Linked DNA regions of Homo sapiens: region 2 is linked to region 1. Evidence: chromatin loops called from intact Hi-C (ENCODE). Cell type or tissue: PC-9. All regions are shown on one strand. Region 1 overlaps DCAF5 (DDB1 and CUL4 associated factor 5). Region 2 overlaps RAD51B (RAD51 paralog B).

The links. Hi-C counts contacts between places; a loop is a spot of excess contacts. Peaks named below come from ENCODE experiments on the same cell type or tissue, not always from the same donor. Only the 100,000 strongest peaks of a DNase experiment are listed, where the experiment ranks them.
Region 2: it touches region 1 in a loop (5-fold over the local background); 6 of 110 quality-filtered maps call a loop at or near these places.

The regions. Positions count from the first base shown.
Region 1 is chr14:69,106,155-69,108,654 of GRCh38, reverse strand. All of the region lies in intron 5 of DCAF5 (DDB1 and CUL4 associated factor 5), which reads left to right. Among named protein-coding and RNA genes, the nearest start is that of DCAF5, 46 kb to the left of the region's middle. In PC-9, CTCF peaks have their summits at 882 and 1,081 (motif pointing right); a DNase peak (open chromatin) is centred at 1,044.
Region 2 is chr14:67,835,800-67,838,299 of GRCh38, reverse strand. The region is part of intron 4 of RAD51B (RAD51 paralog B); the gene reads right to left. Among named protein-coding and RNA genes, the nearest start is that of RAD51B, 17 kb to the right of the region's middle. In PC-9, a CTCF peak has its summit at 1,083 (motif pointing left); a DNase peak (open chromatin) is centred at 1,059.

The sequences.
Region 1 (2,500 bases):
CCTTTCTTAAACTTCTTTGTTTTTTTATTATTGTCATCGTCTGTCTTATAATCATCCTGGCTGAAATCTCAAAGTCCATTTGCCTCTTCTGCCTCTCCCTCCCTCTGCCATAAACATCTTTGCTCTGTGTTAGTGCTTGGCCACTCTTTTCATTGCTTAAATCCCTACCCCATTTCATACCCATTTCCGTCTCTCCATAAGGTTCTGACTGCACTGGCTCCTTAGCTTGCGTCTCTTCTCCCTTTGCACCACCCCCCAAAACACATACACATAGAGGATGCTTTCTCCTGTTTTCTTGATTTTTCTTTACGTGTTCATGTCATAGTTACCAAGATCAAATGGTAATCCATCAGGGAAAACTTCCTTGCTAGATCTCTCTGTTACATACTCTTAAAGATGCTTTTACTCACCATGTCCCCCGGCACCTGGCACTATTTTGGCACAGAGTGTATGTTGAATGAATGCAGCTGTCCCTAACTTCTAGAGGAAAGGATCTCTCCATTCAGAATCTCTGTAAAGTACTTATGATCTGTGGCATTCATGTTGCACATTTCAGTTGCTGCTTTTGCCATCATTAGTTATTCATATGCTATGTCTTGTCTCCCGGTAGGCCAGTATTTGTCTTTGATTTCCTTCCCAGTGCCCAGGAGCTGCTTCACAGAAAGGAGGCATTTGTCCTAATATGTATTATTACTTGTGTTTTTCTATGAATTTTTAAGGGCAGGTGCGTGTTTTATTCATCTTTAATCTCTAGTGCCTAGCACAGTGCTTGGAATATTATGGAAACTTAGTAAATATTGAATGAATATATAGTGTTATACTCATCCCAAAATAGTCAAAGCTAACTTTTAGAAAATACTTTCAAAGCTAACTTTCTATAATGTTTATGGACCTGCTAATCCCTGAGTATAATGACATGAATCCAAATGTTGTATCTCAGGAATAAATCCTTAGAGGAGGTGTAAGGTTTCTTGCTGGGCTTTGAATGCCACCGTCAATTAGTTATGTGGCAGAGAGCCAGGTATTCTGGTGAAGTTGCTTTGTAGCTTTTAAGCCACAAGGTGGAGGTGTAGAATCAGTTTTGCCCACTGGAGGACACCAGGTCACTGGTTTCCTAACCCAGTGATTCTCAAACTTTAAGGGGCATCAGAATCACCTGAGGAGCTTGTCGAAGCACTCCTTCCTGGACCCCATACCTAGAGATTGAGTTGTTGGTTTGGGGTGGGACCTTTGATTCTGCCATTATTTAGCAAATACCCAAGGTGATTTAGCAATTTTGTTGGTCTTACAAGATGGAAGCAGTGGTTAATCAGAGAGGTCCATGTTGAATTTGCTCAAGTTCACTCAGACCCAGGGTCTTTGGGGTTTAGGCCAGAGATTGCTTGCGTCCATTCCTTCTCACCAGACACAAATGTCTTTTATGACAAGAGACGTCGCTTCAGACCAGAGCATCTGGGGAATGCCTGGTAAATGGAGGGGAGCTCTGCAAACAAGTATCATTTCATATTCTTCCTTTCGTATTCCCCAAGTCCAGTTATTCAGAAGTAGATAATATCAAAACCTAAATCAAATGGACTTTCTTATTTAATTATTTAATTATTTATTTATTTTTTGAGACAAAGTCTTGCTCTGTTACCCAGGCTGGAATGCAGTGGTGCAATCTCGGCTCACTGCAGCTTCCACCTCTTGGGTTCAGGCGATTCTCCTGCCTCAGCCTCCCAAGTAGCTGGGACTGCAGGCATGTGCCACCATGCCCGGTTAATTTTTTTGTATTTTTAGTAGAGATGGGGTTTCACCATGTTGGCCAGGTTGGTCTTGAACTCCTGACTTCAAGTGATCCACTCATCTCAGCCTCCCAATGTGCTGGAATTACAGGCATGAGCCACCGCGCCCAGCCAGCTTTCTTATTTTAAAATCAAATGTTGACGTTTTCTTCTTAAAAATTTTTATGGTAAGACTTTTTTTCAAATATGTGTAAAAGTAGGCTGGGTGCAGTGGCTCACGCCTGTAATCCTAGCACTTTGGGAGCCCCAGGCAAGGGGATTGCTTGAGGCTAGGAGTTCAAGACATGCCTGGGCAACATACACCCTATCTCTACAAAAGTATTCTTTTAAAAATTAGCCAGGTGGGGTAGTGGCAGAGTCTGCAGTCCTAGATACTGGAGAGGCTGAGGCAGGAGGATCGCTTGAGCCCAGGAGGTTGAGGCTGCAGTGAGCCATGATTGCACCACTGCACTCCATCCTGTGTGACAGAATGAGACCCTATCACTAAAAATAAATAAAAATTTAAAAAACAGTTAAGGTGGGCACGGTGGCTCATGCCTGTAATCCCAGCACTTTGGGAGGCCAAGGAGGGTGGATCACCTGAGGTCAGGAGTTTGAGACCAGCCTGGCCAACATAGTGAAACCCTGTCTCTATTAAAAATACAAAATTAGCCGGGCGTAGTGGTGGGCCCCTGTAATTCCAGCTACTCGGGGGGCTGAGGCAGGAGAATTGCTTG
Region 2 (2,500 bases), 1.3 Mb after region 1:
GCGCATGTATGATACACAGTATGAAATCAGTATGTCAATCTACGCTCCCATTTTTATTGCAGCACTATTCACAGTACCCAAGAGATGGAATCAACCTAAGTGTCCATCAGCAGACAAATGGATAAATATGTGGTACATACATGCAATGGAGTACTATTTCAGCCATAAAAAAGAATGAGATTCTGTCATCTCTAACAACATGGATGGAACTCAAGGTCATTATGTTGAGTAAAATGTCAGACACAGAAAGACAAACCTTGCATGTTCTCACTCACATGTAGAAGCTAAAAAAATTGATCTCATAGAAGTGGAGAGTAGAATAGTGGTTATTAGAGGCTGAGATGGTTAGAGGGAGACAGCCAAAGGTTGGTTAGCAGTTACAAAATTATAGCAAGACAGGAGGAATAAGTCTTAGTTTTCTATAGCACCTTAGGTAAACTATAATTTACAACAATTTATTATATATTTTCAAATAGCTAGAAGAGGGGCTTTTGGATGTTCCGAACACACACAAAAAATGATAAATGCTTGAAGTGATGGATATGCCAATTACCTGATTTGATCATTATACATTGCACACACATATCAGAATATCACACTGTACCCCATAAATATATACAATTATTGTATCAATTAAAAATTGTAATAAAAGCAAAAAAAACTCTGTTTGAGGATAATTTGATATACTCCCTGTACTCAGTTGAAAAACAAAAAACAAAAAAGATTGAAGAAGCTACCTGTAGCTAGAACAGAAAGGAGAGAATTTGCCCCTACTAAGGAGTCAAAGTATTTATATTCCTATTCCAAGTCAGCCAATTAGATAACAACAAAACACCTAAAAGGCTTGTAACTTCTGTTTGGATTTTAAAAAATAATTAATAAAAGCTAAGTGAAAAAGTATTAAAAATTATTCTAAAACTTAAAAAGTAAAAAGAATTTCCCAGTTAATCTTCCTTAAGTTCAATGTTTTTGCTATTTAAATAAGTAAGTTTATGACTGTGGATCACACTGTAATAAACCTTGTTTAAGCAAGTGGAACTTCAGCCCAAAAAGTTTATGTAAAATCATGTGATTCTGGCACCACCTGGTGGCAGTATATTCCAAAAGAAGAGGATGTGTGTGTGTGTGCGTGTGTGTGTGTGTATGTGTGTGTGTGCATTTTTATTAATAACTAATTCACGCATTTATTTACCAACTATTTAATAGGCATCTGCTAGGTGTTGCTCATATAAATCTTTAAATCTCTCTTGGAAGACAGGAAATAAAATATAGTATCTAAAACAGGGTCCCTATCTCCAAGGAAAAAAAATCCACAGTTAAATTATGACTATCAGAATGTAAGAAAATAATCTGTTCTTGTTTAGAAGTTTCCTGAAAGTATTTATGCCCCTAGAACTTTCAAGCAAGAAGTCCTCAGGAGTGTATTGATAAACATTGTCTATGAAGTCACCACATTGTAAGCAGTTTTCAAGGAAAATAACTGCAGTGGTTTTAAAATGTCCTCAAATTCCTGACACTTCTTCCTCCAAAAGGTTGGCCAGGTGTAGTGGCTCACACCTGTAATCCCAGCACTTTGGGAGGCCCAGGTGGGTGGATCACCTGAGGCCAGGAGTTTGAGACCAGCCTGGACAACATGGTGAAACCCCATCTCTAGTAAAAATACAAAAAATTAGCCAGGCATGGTGATACATGCCTGCAATCCCAGCTACTCACTTGAACCTGGGAGGCAGAGGTTGCAGTAAGCCAAGATTGTGCCACTGCACTTCAGCCTGGGCAACAGAGCAAGACTCTGTCTCAAAAAAAAAAAAAAAAGAGGCTAATTTCCCTTTCCTTAAATGTAGGCTTGACTTAATGACTCACTTCTAATGACGAAAAGTGGCAGAAGTAGTGGTGTGTAACTTCCAAAGCTAGGTTGCCAAAGATATCACCACTTCCATCTTGCCTTCTTCAAGACCACTCACCTGGGGGAAGTCAGCCATCATGTCATAAGACTCAAGAAGCCTGTGGAGAGCCTACCTGGTGAGGCACTGTGGCCTCCTGCCAACCACCAGCACCCATTTGCCAGTCATGTAAGTGGGCCCCTCAGAAACAGATCCTACAGCCCCTACCAAGCTTCAGATGACTGCATCCCTCACCAACAATGCTGAGCTAAGCCACTCACAAAGAAACTAAGAAATAACCAAAGTTTATTGTTTTAAGCCACTTAGTTTTGGGATAATTTGTTATCCAACAGTATTAACTAATCCAATAACCTATCACTTCCTAAAAGAAATTTTATCTATAACAGAAAGTAAAAACAGCTCACTTTAGTTTAATACTATAATTTTTCCATATGTTAATAAAATTTCAAATTGTCCTTCCTAATTTATAAGGAGTGATCCTTTTTTAATTCCCCCAATTGTTTCATAATATTATTTCATAATATTTACCACTTTCTTTTTTTTGAGACAGGGTCTTGCTCTGTCACCCAGGCTGGAATGCAGTGGTGTGACCATGGCTC